Regions from separate parts of the Homo sapiens genome. Here region 1 is linked to region 2. Evidence: chromatin loops called from intact Hi-C (ENCODE). Cell type or tissue: GM12878. All regions are shown on one strand. Each heading gives the region's core, and the rest is flanking DNA. Links, peaks and the distances in the headings are about the cores only. Region 1 has its middle 85 kb from the start of MIR551B. Region 2 has its middle 110 kb from the start of GOLIM4.

Region 1 (8,348 bases), core at 91-8,090, 260 kb after region 2:
ACCTAAATTTACCTCAGTTTTTGGTTTCAGCCTTACCCTGGAAGTTGCAAGCCTTCAGTATACACCTGAGTTCTAACAGTTACATCAAACAGATTCTGCCAGTACCGTTTTTGTCTAGGTGAGGAGACAGACTTCAGGTGCTTCCTACTCTGCCATGTTTCCAAAAACCTTCTTATCTATTGTGTTTTAAAGAAAAACTAATACTTGTTAGAAATTACTCAAGAAGAAAGAAGGAAAGGGCTTTCTTCTTCTAGTTTTAAAAATTCAGCCCCAAACAGAACATATCATTTAGAATGGTTGAAATTCCATTACAAATAAGAGAAACCCAATTCAGAGTAGCTCCAGCAGCAGTGAAGATTGTGTTAGCCTAAGTAACCGAATAATATGATGTATGAATTAGGAGGTATATCTGGCATCAGGAACATCAGGAATGAGGACACTGAGGGTATACCAGAATTCTGTCCATTTCCTCCTTCTCCTAGACTGAGAGATCTATGCTCTTAAGATATTTTTGCTACAGAGGAGAGTTCTGGTGCCTTACAGCTCATAGCTTTGCCTGTTTATGGACATTAGATTTTGTTTTCTCCAGTGTGGAAAAATGAGATGTTATTTGAGGATGTTAGGAAGGAGTTTGGCTTGATCTGGGTTTACATTTTGGAAAGGTAACCTTGGTTGCTCCATTTTATTGTGGGGCATGAAGGGTACAAAAGAGAGAGAAGCCAGTAAGGAGGTTATTATAGTAGTTCAAAGGAGAAATAAATGTGGCTTGGTGTGGCATGGGCAGAGCAGAAAGGGTGGGAATGTTTCAACTGGGATATATTATGGAGGATAAAAAACAGGTCAGACTGATTGATTTGAAGATGTGAAGAATCAAAGAGGAATCAAGGATAACTCCTGTGGTTTTGGCTAAGAAATTTGATGGATAGTGGTATCATTTAATGAGAAAGGAAATGCTTAGGGATGAGAAAATGTGGTTTAAGATTAATACATTTATTAAGCCCTTAAGTAGAGATTCAAGTGACAAGCTGGTTATCCAATTGTAGAGTTCTGATGGGAGGCCAGAATGGACATAAAATTATTGAAAAGGAGTTATATGATTATCATTTTGTGAAAATAAACATGATTCTTTATCCAGAAGATGTAATAGAATCAACATAAAAATTCTAAAACCTGGCAGAGATACAACAACAAAAAAGAACTTCAGGCCGATATCCTTGATGAACATTGATGCAAAAATTCTCAATAAAATACTGGCAAATTGAATCCAGAAGCACATCAAGAAGCTTATCCATCACAAATAAGTAGACTTCATTCCCCAGGAAGCAAGGTTGGCTCAACATACACAAATCAATAACTGTGAGTGATCACATAAACAGAACTAAGACTAAAAAACACATGATTTTCTCAATAGATGCAGAAAAGGCCTCTGATAAAATTCAACATCCTTCATGTTAAAAACTCTCAGGAAACTAGGTATTGAAGGGACATACCTCAAAATAATAAGAGCCATATATGACAAACGCACAGCCAATATCATGCTGAATGGGCAAAATCTGGAAGCATTCCCCTGAAAGCCAGCACAAGACAAGAATGTGCCACCTCTCACCACTCCTATTCAACACAGTATAGAAAGTTCTGGTCGGGGCTATCAGGCAAGCAAAAGAAAGGATATTCAAACGTAAAGAGAGGAAGTCAAACTGTCTTTGTTTGCAGATTACAAGATCCGATACCTAGAAAACCAGCATTGTCTCAGCTCAAAAGCTTCTTAAGCTGATAAGCAACTTCAGCAAAGTCTCAGGATACAAAATCAATGTGCAAAAATTGCTAGCATTTCTATGCACCAACAGGCAAGCCAAAAGCCAAATCAAGAATGAACTCCCATTCACAGTTGCCATGAAATAATAAAATACCTAGGAATACAGCTAACAGTGGAAGTGAAGGACTTCTTCAAGGAGAACTACAAACCACTATTCAAAGAAATCAGAGATGACACAAACAAATGGAAAAACATTCCATGCTCATGGATAGAAGAATCAATATTGTGAAAATTGTCATACTGCCCAAAGCAATTTATGGATTAAATGCTATTTCCATTAAACTACCATTGACATTCTTCACAGAATTAAACTATTTTAAAATTCATATGGAATGAAAAAAGAGCTCATATAACCAAGACAATTCTAAGCAAAAAGAACAAAGCTGGAGGCATCACGCTGCCAGACTTCAAACTATACTACAAGGCTACAGTAACCAAAACAGCATGGTACTGGTACAAAAAACAGACACATAGACCAATGGAACAAAATGGAGAACTCAGAAGACCACACATCTACAACCACTAGAAGATATGAATCGCTTCTAAATTACAGGAAAAATCCAGGATTATCCCTAATATTCAATAAGTAATAAATATCCTCCAGAAATTGTTGTAGATTTATTCAGACTCAAACAAATGAAGAAATATCATTCCCCAACATATGAAGATATAATATTGTAAACATTCAATCCAATTTCCATTTTAGCAGATTTATAATGAGTCACAGCAGCTGGTAGCAACAGCCTTAAAAGACAAGACCACGCCCACAAATGATTGGACTAGTAGTGAACTCAAATAATACCAGCATACTACCTGGATATTTTAGTGTGAGCTCTTGACTAAGTAATATGAACCTATTCCAGTTAGGTGGAGGGAGAAGAAAGTTGGTCTTAATCTGGGTCTTGAGTTAGTGCAAGGAAGCTGAATCTACACAAAAACTGGATTTGAGGAAACAAGAATCATAGGTAAGCAAATAAAGTGGCTCTGCAGAGAAATCCAGGAGAATACAGAAGACTGAAAGTCAGGAACAGAAATAAAATACCATTCCATGCTATGAGAGATTAAGGAGTTGCCTCAATGCCTGTTTCCCCTTCAGGCCCTATGATGCACAGCATACTACTTTTTTTTTCTCCTTCGATATCAGTATTTCCTGTCCTACATATAGACTTAGAGTACCCCTCTTAGGCAGAGTTGGTAATGCTGATTCAGTTAGGAAAATAATCACAGATGTTGCAGAGTATTTATGTTCAAAGATATATATATAGCCAAATTATTTAATAGGAAAAAATAATTTAAGTCTGCAATAAGAGAAATGATTAAATTGCAGTATTCAGAATATCCGTACAAAGTAATGTTACACAACCAATAAAAACATATATTTATGACAGTTATATCTTCATACATGTATTCATGTTATATATTCACATATATTTATATGTCATATATAGGTTGAGTATCTCTTATCCAGAATGCTTGGGGCCAGAAATGCCTCTGATTTCAGATTTTTTGGATTTTGAAATATTTGTATATACATAATGAGGTACCTTGGGGATAGAAACCAAATCTAAACACAAAAATTATTTATGTTTCCTATATATTTTATACACATAGCTGAAGGCAATTTTATGTGATATTTCAAAAAATGTGTGCATGAAACAAAATTTGTATACAGTTAACCAACAGAAAGCAACGTCACTGTCTCGGCCACCCAGGTTTTTTGGCATCACTGTAATTCATGATTCTTAATTCATCTTCAGATAAGCAATCATTTTCTTACACTTATTAACCCATTAAATATTTAACAGTAAAACATATAGCATACCATTAATACAAGTGAAAAAATAATGTGTTCAGGGTAACTAAGCAGCACAGTAGCATCACCAAAATACCTTATCAGCTGTTAAACAACAGTGATGGCAAACAAGGGTAGCCTTTCAGTCTTCATCTGCAATGATGTGTTTTGATTAAAAGGTTACTGTACACTGTATTGTAACCCCCTTGGGGACACTGAATAAACTGTGTGTTGTGCACCTGTGTTTTCAATGAGACACATCACATGAGATCAGGTGTGGAATTTTTTACTTGTGGCACAAGGTCAGTGCTCATAAAGGTTTGGATTTGGGGACATTTTGGATTTTTGAATTAGAGATGCTCAACATGTATATGATATTGATGTATATATGTATCAAATGTGACATTGTATATTTATATATATATGACAATTATATATTCAATGACAATTCAGTTACACATATAGAAACTAATCTTATGGCGTGAAAAGAAAAAGCAGAATGTAAAACTGAAAGTAAATACGACACATTTATACATGCATTCTCATATGCCATCAGCCTCACTTGCCTAGGTCTTTATAATGTGATTATATGTTATTTCTACACACCAGCCAACCTGCCAGAAGGGCCCTTAAAGGTCTCTGAGTTATCTTTAAGAGTTTCTCATAGGGCAGTCTACCCACGCTCTGTAACAGGTTCTTCTTTGGCCTTTGTTGTGGACATTGTGTCTTGACCTCACTGTTGATGGACCTTGTGAGTTCTCCAGTCTTCAGAGACTCGCTGCCATCTACTGGTTATTGTTACCAGTTCTGCTCCTCTAGTCTTGGAGTTGGGTCCCGACTCTCACCAATACCCACAACATAATCATTCCAGATTTTAATAAGGCCTGGGAATAGTAGAACTACAGCACAAATTTGTTTCTATCAATGGCGGCTCCTTGTATTTAAAGCCTAAATATTACCTCATATCTGCTTTCTCACGAGGTCCCCATATACTAAACTAGTTCAACTTCCAGAAACAGTTTCTAGAAAGGTTCATATCTAAAGTCTGAACCCAAATGTACTACAGTTACAGAGAGAGGAGGAAGACATTTATGTGCCTGAAGTCCAGCGCCCATGAATATCCTGATCCAGGATGCAGGATGGTGGAAACATTTATCTCCTGCATAGGATATTTTCTCTCATAAGGAAAATGCATGGATTCCCATAACCTCCATAATTATAATATTTATGCTACTCTTTGCAAAGCCTACATCATTCAGTTTTAAATATTTTACTGTGGATGCAGCCCCATCCAGGTTGTGATCCCCTGGATTATAAAGTTAAGGTTTGATTAGGGTGACATGTCCTTCTGCCATGAGTGAATTCTTAATTTTTTAGTGACCAAATGCTTATATGATAGCACAGCATGCACTGAAGAATAAAAATGAATTTTATCATAGGGTAATCCAAATGTGGATTTGAGGAACAAAATATTTTCTAACTCTGTAAATGACAATCCTACCAAAAGAGCCAATTTATAACACTGCAAAAAACCACTAACACCTCAATCTGAAGCAAGTTTTCCCAGTAAAAGTACCAGCCAAATGCCTGATTAACTAAAAGATTTGCAAAAGTGGCCCTTTGTAGAAGGAAAATTCCCTTAAGGGAAATTTCTAGACTCAAAAACTGCTTACCATCCCCAAAATGATGTTATTCAAAATGAAACAATTTAAATTGCTCTCTTCAATGGTCATATGTGAACAGTGATTATCACTGGGTGATGAGATTTGCTTTTTAAACAATTTTCTATGTTTTAAAAATTTTCTATATTGAATGTGTATTATTAAAAATAAAATAGTTTTAAGAAGTCTATATTGGAGCTTATTTACCGTAATATATTGTAAATGAGTAATATAGCTGTTTGCCAAACTAGCTTATTAGTGGCTTGAACACCACTGACTTGATAAAGTTTTATTTTAAATGAAAAATTCTCATTCTGAAGAAAACCTGATGCTTCTATTAGTCGCATGATGATTACATCTGTAAGGATTCCAGTCAGAATTTATAGCAGTCAATAAACAAGCTCAAAACTCCTAAAAAGTAACGGATGAGATTGAATCTCATTTTCCCCTACTTAAATTAGAACATTATTAACTCTGTGTTGTTTGGAACTTAGGAGAAGGTTCATTTTATTTTTGTTTTTTAGGTTGTTAAAATCCAAGTAGAGTTAACTATTGAACTACAAATTGTTTTTTAAGGAAAAGTAATGGGTAATTTTATGGCATGGGCTTTGAGTTCATCACAAATTTTCAACACTAATGAAATTATTATATCCTTATGTTATCATTTTTGGTAACTTTTTTATATTGGGTTTAAGTAACCATCTTGGCAATAATTTCTAAGCTAATTAATTATATATGCCAACAGAGTTCAGTTTGATTTAGTTGTATATTCAATTCCCTTTTTATTGTGGTGGAACTAGGAAATAAACTCTAATTCAATTTTAAGTACAAATAATTAAATGAATTGGGCTTATGAATGAAATCTTCTCATTGGCAATGCCAGGAGGTCAATTAACTAGTTTTACAGTATTTCTGTGAACGAAAATGCATCTCCAATCGTGTGATAAATATTCGCTGTATAGGACTGAAAACACTGTTGATTTTATTAATCTTTCAGTTAGTCTGGAGTAGATATTTTCATTAGATTTACAGAAACCACTATACATTTTTGAAAGTAACATTTCTTAATATGAATTTGATGTGGAAGACTATCATCTCTTTTACTCGACCAAAATAAAACTCTTTGGAGACACTTTATTTTTATTTCGTTTTACTAAAGCAATGTTTGTTTAGGTTATGTTGTGAAGTATATACAAACCATGTGGATTTTGATACTGAAATTCAGTTCAAATGTATATCTTCTATAAACATTAAAAGAGCTCTTTCATAAATGTCCTAAAAACAGTGATTAGAATCGTGCCTGAAACAGCATGATTCTCTGATTCATTTGAGTTGTTTTAAAACAACTCACATAACATTATTGCCTTTGGACTCTTTCTTCTTTTCATCAGTTGAAATGTGTACTTTTAAATCATTTCTTAATTTAACTTTCTCACTTTTTTTTCAGTATGTAACTTGTCCATCCTTTTGCTGACCTTTATAAGTGGTTCTCTTTGTTATAAGAACAAAGTAACAGTGCCCTCTTACTTGATAATTATCAGGAAACTACAAGATCAAAGAAGGAATAGTTAATTTTATGTCTTCTTCTTTCTCTAAATCTTCTATGCTCTTTGATGTCACTCCTTATTGATCAGGAAAGAAAGTCTATCTCAAGTAGGGGTACGGGTCAGCAAACACAACTTCTGAGCTCAAAGACATCATTTAAAATAAAAATAGAGATTATTTTGTTACTGACTAGGATAACTACATATGTTTATTTTTTCTGTCAAACACATAGCAATCAGGAAATATTGAAATTATTTTCATTAAACCTCACATAATTTTTGCAATACAGTATTGAACTTGCTTATATTAATTAGCTGAGTACAAGTCCATTTCTTACAAAATATATTAGGCCAAAGCCTATAACCCCTATCTCCATTTTATAATTATCTATGCTTAGATAGTGAGCAAGGACTGAATTCATTGTCTTATGTTTTTTTTAGGTGCATTCTTTTGCATTAGTTAGCTATTTGTTCTGCTGGATAATTTCTATTAATTAAAGTTGGTAATCCCAGAAAATGAAGCCCAGTACATTCATCTCGAGTCATTATCGCCTTCTCTAAGTTTTGGATAATAAGCTCATCTGCCTCTTTGAAATGTCTCATGACTCAGCTGTTCAGAGAGATTGTCCATCTAAAGCAGAATGCATGAGATAATGAGACTCCTTTTCCACGTCATGGTGAAAGAGAACATTCTTTGTTTGCTTAGAAATGCTATCTAGAGATGAAATTATGCCTCTAATATTTTATGACCTGCCAATTTTCATTCAGGGTTACTGTTTTTTTTTTCACGTTATAGTCTAAGATTTATTATTAAACAATGAAACAGGTTAACACTACCATTTGGCTTTAATGTTTGACTACCGAAAAGCTAACCATTCATCAAATTTGTTTTTTAATTGTGGTTCCCTGGGTCACTCACACATATACATCGAAACAATTTATTAGTGTAAAGATTAATTGTGGTAATTTTATTGTCTTGGGATTAGATGAAGAGACCTTCAAAAACTCCTTTTGATGAAACAAGTAATAAAATGTAGAAACAGCGAGTTCTGTGGTTCAATATTTATATGTCTGTGCTAGAAGCTTTACATAAATTTGAAAACTTTTTGTAGGTATTTGCAGAGTGAAAATATGCCAATACTTCAGGCACACTTATAAGCCCCTCTTGTCTTCAGTCTGGTTGGCTACGTCCAATAAAGTTTGATTTCTCCTGAAGGACCATTATGGTTTATTGGCTTAATGAAGCAAATTGGAAAAAGAATTTGTGCAGCACCTTTTCTGTGCTCTGGGTGCTTTATAAAATTGCAGAGTACGTTTCAGTTTTAAGCAATTCCCAATGATTAGTTTATTTCCAGTGTGGCAAAACAGGACCTGAGAAAATAACTATGAGTATCTTGCACACATGCACATGCACAGACACACACATGCATGCACACTAGTTCCAGCACCTTCTGTAGAACATGTTAACTGCCTCAAAGAGAGTATCCTCCAAGCAATAGTGAACAGAGTATTACTTTCTGTCTTTGTAAATTTTC
Region 2 (8,348 bases), core at 215-8,214:
AGTGAATCAATAAAATGAGCTCTGATGTAGACTCCCATTTAAGAGAAGAAGAGAAACTGTAAATATAAAGAATAAACTTAAAAAGTTTAATGTGCTTGCATAAGATTATAATATATTGGAGCACCTATGGTGGAGTGGCTAAGCATAAGGTGAGCTCAAATACTGAGTTTATATGATGAATCCAAACTTACCTAAACCCTCAATGCATTCGTTTCTCATCTTTAAGATGGGAATGGTACTTAGTTGTACTAAGATTATCTTATAGTATTATGAGAATTAAAGTAAATAACAGGTTGAACAAGCAGCACTCATGAGATATAATCAGAAAGCATCTTTATTTTTATCTTCCACTGTCCTTTTAAAATTTATTCAGTAGGAAAGTACTTTCCCTGCTGCTGGTTGGAAATACAAGCTGACTGGTGAATTTTCTGCTACATATTGGATATTTAAAAGACTTTCAGATATTCAAGGTTGTAAACACTACCTCAGTTCTGAAAATAGTCTGCTCTCATGTAACAATAAAAACTCCAAATTTGATTTAAAGTGAGAAATTCTTCTCTGTCTCATCTGAATCTTCTTCTAGTGGGAAAGGAGGGAAAGAAAAGTTATCACTTCTTTGGTACTGTTGTAAGATGGCATTGTGATCACCGAGCATGGCGGGTGATAAAAATTCACTATACCCTCGCCAATTTTTTGTTTTGTTTTGTTTTTGAGACGGAGTCTTGCTCTGTCGCCCAGGCTGTGCAGTGGCGCGATCTCGGCTCACTGCAACCTCCGCCTGCCGGGTTCACAGGGGTTGTACACCCCCTGCGATATTGCAAGTAATATCAACCTCTCTCAAAACAAAAAGCAAGCAAGCAAAAAAACCCAAACCAAAATATTTATGGTAGGCTACTGTGTGCAATGCAGAATGTTGAACATAGCTATTAAGTTTCAGTGGTAGCAGGTGTTCATTTCAGATTACAAATTCAAGTGTACATGAAGGGAAGTAACTGGGACTTCAGGTGCCCGCCACCACGCCTGGCTAATTTTTTGTATTTTTAGTGGAGACGGGTTTTCACCACGTTAGCCAGGATGGTCTCGATCTCCTGACCTTGTGGTCCGCCCGCTTCGACCTCCCAAAGTGCTGGGATTACAGGTGTGAGCCATCGCATCCAGCCCCATTTGTTTTTTTTTGTTTGTTTTTTTTTTTTTGCGTGTCCTTCAAAAGCCAGCACTGGGACTCTCCCAGTGATGCAAGCAATGTGTTGTCCTCCAGCCAGCCACTTGCTCCTCCATCCCTGTTTTCCTTTCTTTTTTCTTCACAGTACACAGACTCTACTGCTTGCCGTCCTTTGACTTTCCCACACAGTCCCCTAGGGTAGAGTTTAAAATAGCACCATGTGGCCACATGGTGAATGCTAAATAATTGTCATGACTATTACGATAGTTGGAAGTAACAGGATTGAGAAAATTGCACAAAAAGACATGAATCTAGTTCCAAAATTAGGTATCTTGTACTGTAGGTAATTAAATGATTTTTTAAAATAAAATTTGTAAAGGCAGAAGTTAGACGATTTGGTGCTTGTTATATATACCTATTATAAGTGTTATGCATGAGTTCATCAAGTATGAATGGGGCAACATAGGATATACTAACTAAATATATATATGAGTTTTTACAAAGGGGCATGGAAGCCTTTCTAGAGAAGGCAGCATTTGAATGAAGTCTTTGAGGGTGAGGAGTGTTTTCGCAGTGATGGGCCCAGATGGCAGGAAGTGGGAAGGAATGGGAAAGCAGAGGCAAAGGAAATGTGTCTGGATTTGATGGCCATGAGTGATAGGGTGTTACAACAGGGTTCACTCATGGAGGATGATAAAAGCTGGTATTGCTTGAGAATTTACTGAATACTTCATTTGAGCTACCTGATTTGTTTCTCTCAACTCTGTAAGGCAGGAACTATTATTCCTCTTTTATGCATAAGGAATTGAGCATTAGAAAGGAGAAGGTAAGTTGGCTGAGATCTCCAGCTGGTAAGCACAGGAGCTGTGACTGGACCTCTGGCTGTCTGGCCTGAGCAGCGCCATGCCTAACTACTACATTACATGAGCCTTTAGCTGTTAGGATTATAGAAGGGCATTTACAATATATATTGGATTATAAAGAAGGTTCAGGATGATCTTCTTAAGAAAACTTTTAATTATATATTGAGTTTTAGAAAAAATTAGCTTTTACTATTGTAACAGTTTTTATAATTTCCTGACATTTCATTCTTTCCTTGTTTTCTTCCTATCTCTCTTCCTTCTTATCAGGTATTTATTAATTCAGGCACTGTGTTAGTCCCAGGATATATAATAATGAACCAAAATATAGGTAGTCTCTGTCTTCATAAGAATTACATTCTGGTGGGGGAGATAAATATTCAAATGATTTCTAAGAATAAAATTGCAAGAGTGATTTTTGCCCAAATGAGAGAAATTTGGTATGGGGGGAAATTCAGCCAGACATTGGGTGAAATTCACCCCCGATATTTCACGTAGGTTCTTTTCTATTTTCCCTAAGTGTTGGCCAGTCTGAGAAATAGAGGGACAGAGTACAAAAGAGAGAAATTTTAAAGCTAGGTGTCCAGGCGAGACATCACATGTCAGCAGGTTCTGTGATGCCCCCCAAGCCGCAAAACTGGCAAGTTTTTATTAGTGATTTTCAAAAGGGGAGGGAGTGTACGAATAGGGTGTGGGTCACAGAGATCACATGCTTCGCAAGGTAATAAGATATCACAAGGTAAATGGAGGCAGGGCGAGATCACAGGACTACAGGACCGGGGTGAAATTAAAATTGCTAAAGAAGTTTCGGGCAGGCATTGTCATTGATAACATCTTATCAGGACAGGGTTTGAGAGCAGACAACTGGTCTGACCAAAATGTATTAGGTGGTAATTTCCTCGTCCTAATAAGCCTGGGAGCGCAACAGGAGACTGGGGCTTATTTCATCCCTATAGCTAGCTGCGACCGTAAAAGACAGCCACCCCCAAAGTGGCCATTTTAGAGGCCTACCCTCAGGGATGCATTCTCTTTCTCAGGGATATTCCTTGCTGAGAAAAAGAATTCAGCAATATTTCTCCCATTTGCTTTTGAAAGAAGAGAAATATGGCCCTGTTCCACCTGGCTCACAGGGGGTCAGAGTTTAAGGTTATCTCTCTTGTTCCCTGAACATTGCTGTTATCCTGTTCTTTTTTCAAGGTGCCCAGATTTCATATTGTTCAAACACACATGCTTTACAAACAATTTGTGCAGTTAACGCAATCAACACAGGGTCCTCAGGTGACATACATCCTCCTCAGCTTACGAAGATGATGGCATTAAGAGATTAAAGTAAAAACAGTCATAGGAAATCACAAGGGTATTGATTGGGAAAGTGATAAGTATCCATGAAATCTTCACAATTTATGTTCAGAGATTGCAGTAAAGACAGGCATAAGAAATTATAAAAGTATTAATTTGGGGAACTAATAAATGTCCACGAAATCTTCACAATTTGTGTTCTTCTGCCATGGCTTCAGCTGGTCCCTCCGTTCAGGGTCCCTGACTTCCCGCAACAATTTGGAGCTATTAAAATTTAAGATTGGGGCTTTTACTTAAAAAGGCAAGGGAGAATCATGGATCTAGAGCTGAGTTCTGAAAGATGAATAGGAGTTAACTAGATGCAGTGGGAAGAGAGGAAGGCCTAGGCTGCAGAAGTAGCATATGCAAAGATCCTGCAGTAGGAAGAAAGGGCTGTGAAGAAAGCCACAGTGATTAGAGCTGAGTGCACAGGGGCAAGGCAGAGTACAGACTAGAAAAATAGAGGCCTGATCATGTGGAGACTTGCAGTACATGTTAGAATTTGGCATTTATCCTAAGGGAGGGGGGTTGTGACAGAAACATTTTAAGTAAGAGTGGCACCATAATCAGATTGCATTTTGAAACTACAGCCCTGACCATGCTATGGAGAGCAGGTTAGAAGTAGGAGAAGTGGAAGGTGGTGGAGAAATCAGGAAGTTGTCAACCAGGTGAAAGAGTTGTTGCTTAAACCAGGTGGTGTCAGTGATGGGAGATGGGCAGATTCAAAACTTATTTAAGGGGAGAAATCAACAAGACTTTGGGATTGGCTAGATATGGGACATGAGAAATGGCAATGCCATGAAGAGACTGTATTTTTCTGGCTTGGAAACTGGATAGTTTGCCATCTTTGAAAAAGGAAGACTAGGAACAGTTTGTTTATTTGTTTAATTGTTTATTTGTTTTAGGGTTTGATTGATGACGGGAAAGCACATGAATTTTGAGTTGAGGTACTTTTGAATCCCCAGAGATTTTTGGCAATGGAATTTTAGCTTTGACCCTTCAACTCAGTTCCTGCCAATACTCTACCCCAATTTTTCAATTTCTGCCTCAATTATTTTCCACTGGGAAAACTGAGTCTTCACGGACTCTGACCAATTGCTGCTGTCCAGAGTCATTTGCTGGAAATGACCTTTGGCCCCTAAGATTTGACCTTTCCCACCTTTCCACGGATCCCAGAAGGAGTCCAGCTGCCCAGATAGACTTCAGGTGGCTCAGATGCTTTAGGCTTGTGACCTTGACTCAGACAACAATGTGTGGCCCTCCTGATACATGAGGCCCATACTGCTGCTCTGTCCTTGTTTGAGCTCTTGCTAGTTTGGCTTCAACACCACTTGCTCCCATTCCCTCGTCCCTCCACCTTGACTTCTGCCTCTCCTCCATCTCGTAACCACTAATTCCCAGCATATCTTGTGACTGGCTTCACATTATTTGTGACACGTGAAGATTAATAATTTCTTCATTCTTCTGGCTTTTTCTTTTGTCCTTCCTCAGAAGCATTTTATTAGATGCTTAAGTGAAGCTGCAAACCTGCAATTTATACACCAGATGGCACCAAAACATTATATTTTAAATATTAGTTCGAATTTTGAGGGGGAGAAATCCAAACCTTCCACTATTCTGAGACTAGCACAGCCTCCGGTGCAAGTTCAACAAATGAAAATTCATACACCAACTTCCCAGAATCTGTGGTGGTGTTGCTTTTTATTGGCAGAGAGAGAGAGGGAAGGAGAGAGAGAGAGAGAGAGAGAGAGAGAGAGAGAGAGAGAGAGAAACCTTTCCTGGGAAAAGGTCTTTATTTTTTCCTCTTTAGAATCGTGCTAAAGAGCTAAATGAGGGACACGAATATTCCCAGGGACTCAGTCATTTTCACTCAGTCATGTTTGCTTCACTGTTCTTTTCTCAGTGTTAAGGTTCTGTTACTGAACTTCATTTTGGCAAGAATAACAATACCATTGCTGTCTTTTATCAAAATGATAATTAATATAAGTAAAAATGAATCTATGAATTCAGTATCCTAGCTAAACAGAGAAGTAAAATTAACCATTCTTTCCCAATTTTAAAATGTAATTGTATTTTTCTTCCATTTTAAAATCTAATTATTATTGATATAGCAAAAATAACATAGATGAACATTTAAGTTATTAAAACAAATGTATCTTCTTTGTATTATGTTTTAAGTGTAGAATAGACAGTTTTTGTTCAATCAACATAATTAATAGCTGATGGTCCTGATGATACAGTTTAAGAATCTTTGAGGGTTTTTAAAATTTTAGCAAAATTGTAATGGCTTAAAAAATACCACCCACCTTATAAATTAACACTCTTTACTGGATGATTATGTATCCATTTGGCAAAATGTAATCAAAATGTTATGTGAGGTAAATTCTATAAGGAGTTGTTCTTTCAATTTGGAGATCTGATTAATGACTTATCGAGGGTAACAGAATGTGGATAAAGGGACAGTAGATATTAACTATTATTATTATTTTCTTTGGAGGGAGAAAAAACAATTTCTGAATAAATGTGCAGCATCAAGTGAATTTTTAAAATGAAGCCATGTTAAAAATAGTTTGATGCTATTGCTTTTATGTATACAGTTTTATATTTTGTATGCATATGTATTTGTAGTCTTTTGCCAGCAATTGTAACATACACATACATATACATACAATACAGAAATATTCCTTATTTTGTAAAGATGTGTGTGCATGGGGGGAGGGTTAGTGCTGTGTTTTTCCATTGCATGGAATAGAATGTGTCTTGCTGTAGGACTTGGATAAACGTCTGGCTGCTTCTCTTCGCCTGGGGAGTCACATGAATGTCCACAGTTGCCAAAGTGCTTTGGGATCACTTAGGCTAAAAGATGCTATTTATTGTGAAGCTATCTCATTTCATTCCCAAGGGAATTTCATCATCTTGTATTTGTGAAAACTGTCAGTGTGTCTTTCTCAAAATGTAATTATCTGAAAGAAACAAACCAACACAGAGTGGACCTCTTGTCTTCAAAGTCATTTTATTAAGAGTAAATTAGACTGGAAAAATGATTGCCTAAAATGCATTTTCAATAGATTGCTGTCTAAAATGCATTTTCAATAGATTGCTGTCAGGCTTGCTACCTGTCAAACAGAGAGGCCTGAAGTTTCATAGTGACATATGGATTAGCCCAGTCTTCCCTACAGGGTGAAAACAAAAGACAATTGGTGATGCATGGGGCAAACTCATCTTAAAACAGAGATATCAACAAAGGAATATGACAGCATGAAAAGACAGAGTGCAGTCTGCTGTCCACATTCGCAAAGAGATTCTGTCTGAATCCATAACTTCAATACACTAAGAGACAGAAAAAGAGAAAATACACATTAAGTATAATTGTTTATCGGGTACTTCATTTTAACAAATGCTGAATTTCATTCTCTAAATGGAAAACAAGTGGGAACAATGGATAGAATGAATGACATTATAAAAAGTTATTACAAAGAGCCATATGAAATTAGAGTTATTTGATTTAAAAAAAATCATTCCTCATAGAGACTTGAATGTTCAAATTTCTCATCCACCAATCAATTTGAAAAGAAAGGCTTAAACTCACAAAAGAATCTCAAGAGCAAAACCTTTTCCAGGTTAGAGCTTAACTAAACTGGTGAGGTCATTTAGTTCAGAGTTGGCTTGGGGAAAAAGTACATATCAAAGTTGAAGAAAATCCTACAGATCTGCTTAGGTCTGGGAAAATACAGTATGGATTTTTTTTTTTTAACATCCCATGTGAACAATTACATAGAACACTTGTCCGACCAGCAACTTTCAATTAAATAGAAATGAAAGTTACTCTAATAGCCATTTTAATCCATATATCCTAAGGGACTCAACAAACAAGTGTAATAACACAATGCAAAATTTAGTAAAGGAAAATGGTGCATTGAATTACAGAAACTGCTGGCTTTCTAAGCTTGGGATTAGATGCTATAAAACCAAAGTAAGGTTGTTTTGTAGTTACACAGTACTCACTGGAGAACCATGCAGAGCTCAGTAGTAAAAATTCAGCAAAGGGCACCTTTGGCTTATTATATATCCTGAAAGAATTTGCTAAGGGACAGGGGTCAGTGATGACTGTTGGGTTTTTTGTTGTTGTTTTGGTTTCGTTTTTGTTTTTAACCATCGCCTGTATGATGGTTTCCTTTCCTGGAGACAGTGCTAACTCTACAAAAGGGATAGGCAGCTCCCTATAGAGGGTCATTTAAGGAGAGCTGAAAGGCCCATTGCGGTGCCATGGTGCCGAAAACTCCTGTGATTAGTCATGCCTTTAAGGCCTACCAGAAAATTGTGTTAAGTTTTTATGGGTATTTTATATAAAGTGGAAGTGGGACATATCTTTTAGTTAACATATTAGTATAATTCAGTATATATGTCCTAAAAGTTTGAAAAACATGGCAAATGAGTTTTGGGGGTGGTCTTAGGCTATGCCAGAGGACACAATATGAGACACTACCTCAGAGATCATGAGGGTTTGGAGAGGGCTGAGGATATTAGAATTCAGCAGAGCAGTAGCAAAAAATAAGGGACATCAATGAAAGCATTTTTCAAATGTACAATTTTGCCTTAAACAGAGTTCTACCTAGATAATTTAGGTCATTGATATTTGCTTTAGCACCACACAGGGTTAAAAGTGCATAGAAAATTGCATATGACAGAAATAAACATGTATACTATACTTTCTTTTTCTTTTCTTTTGTTTTTTTTTTTTTTTGAGTCACAGTCTCACTCTTGTCACCCATGCTGGAGTGCAGTGGCATGATCTTGGCTCACTGCAGCCTCCATCTCCTGGGTTCAAGCAATTCTCCTACCTCAGCCTCCCGAGTAGCTGGAATTACAGGCGCCAGCCACCACACCCAGTGAATTTTTGCATTTTTTGTAGAATGGGGTTTCACCACGTTGGCCAGGCTGGTCTCGAACTCCTGACCTCAGGTGATCCTCCCACCTTGGCCTCCCAA

Evidence for each region. A loop is a pair of places that touch in the nucleus more often than their neighbours do. Peaks named below come from ENCODE experiments on the same cell type or tissue, not always from the same donor. Only the 100,000 strongest peaks of a DNase experiment are listed, where the experiment ranks them.
Region 1: a loop joins it to region 2, with 12 times the contacts of the local background. A loop is called at or near these places in 58 of 110 quality-filtered maps.

Annotation. Positions count from the first base shown.
Region 1 is chr3:168,463,141-168,471,488 of GRCh38, forward strand. It overlaps the pseudogene EGFEM1P. Among named protein-coding and RNA genes, the nearest start is that of MIR551B, 85 kb to the right of the region's middle. In GM12878, for the core only: a CTCF peak has its summit at 4,386 (motif pointing left); a DNase peak (open chromatin) is centred at 4,361; H3K27ac peaks cover 242 bases.
Region 2 is chr3:168,206,605-168,214,952 of GRCh38, forward strand. No RefSeq gene overlaps it. Among named protein-coding and RNA genes, the nearest start is that of GOLIM4, 110 kb to the left of the region's middle. RefSeq lists an enhancer at 7,429-7,548. In GM12878, for the core only: a CTCF peak has its summit at 4,890 (motif pointing right); DNase peaks (open chromatin) are centred at 7,567 and 7,752.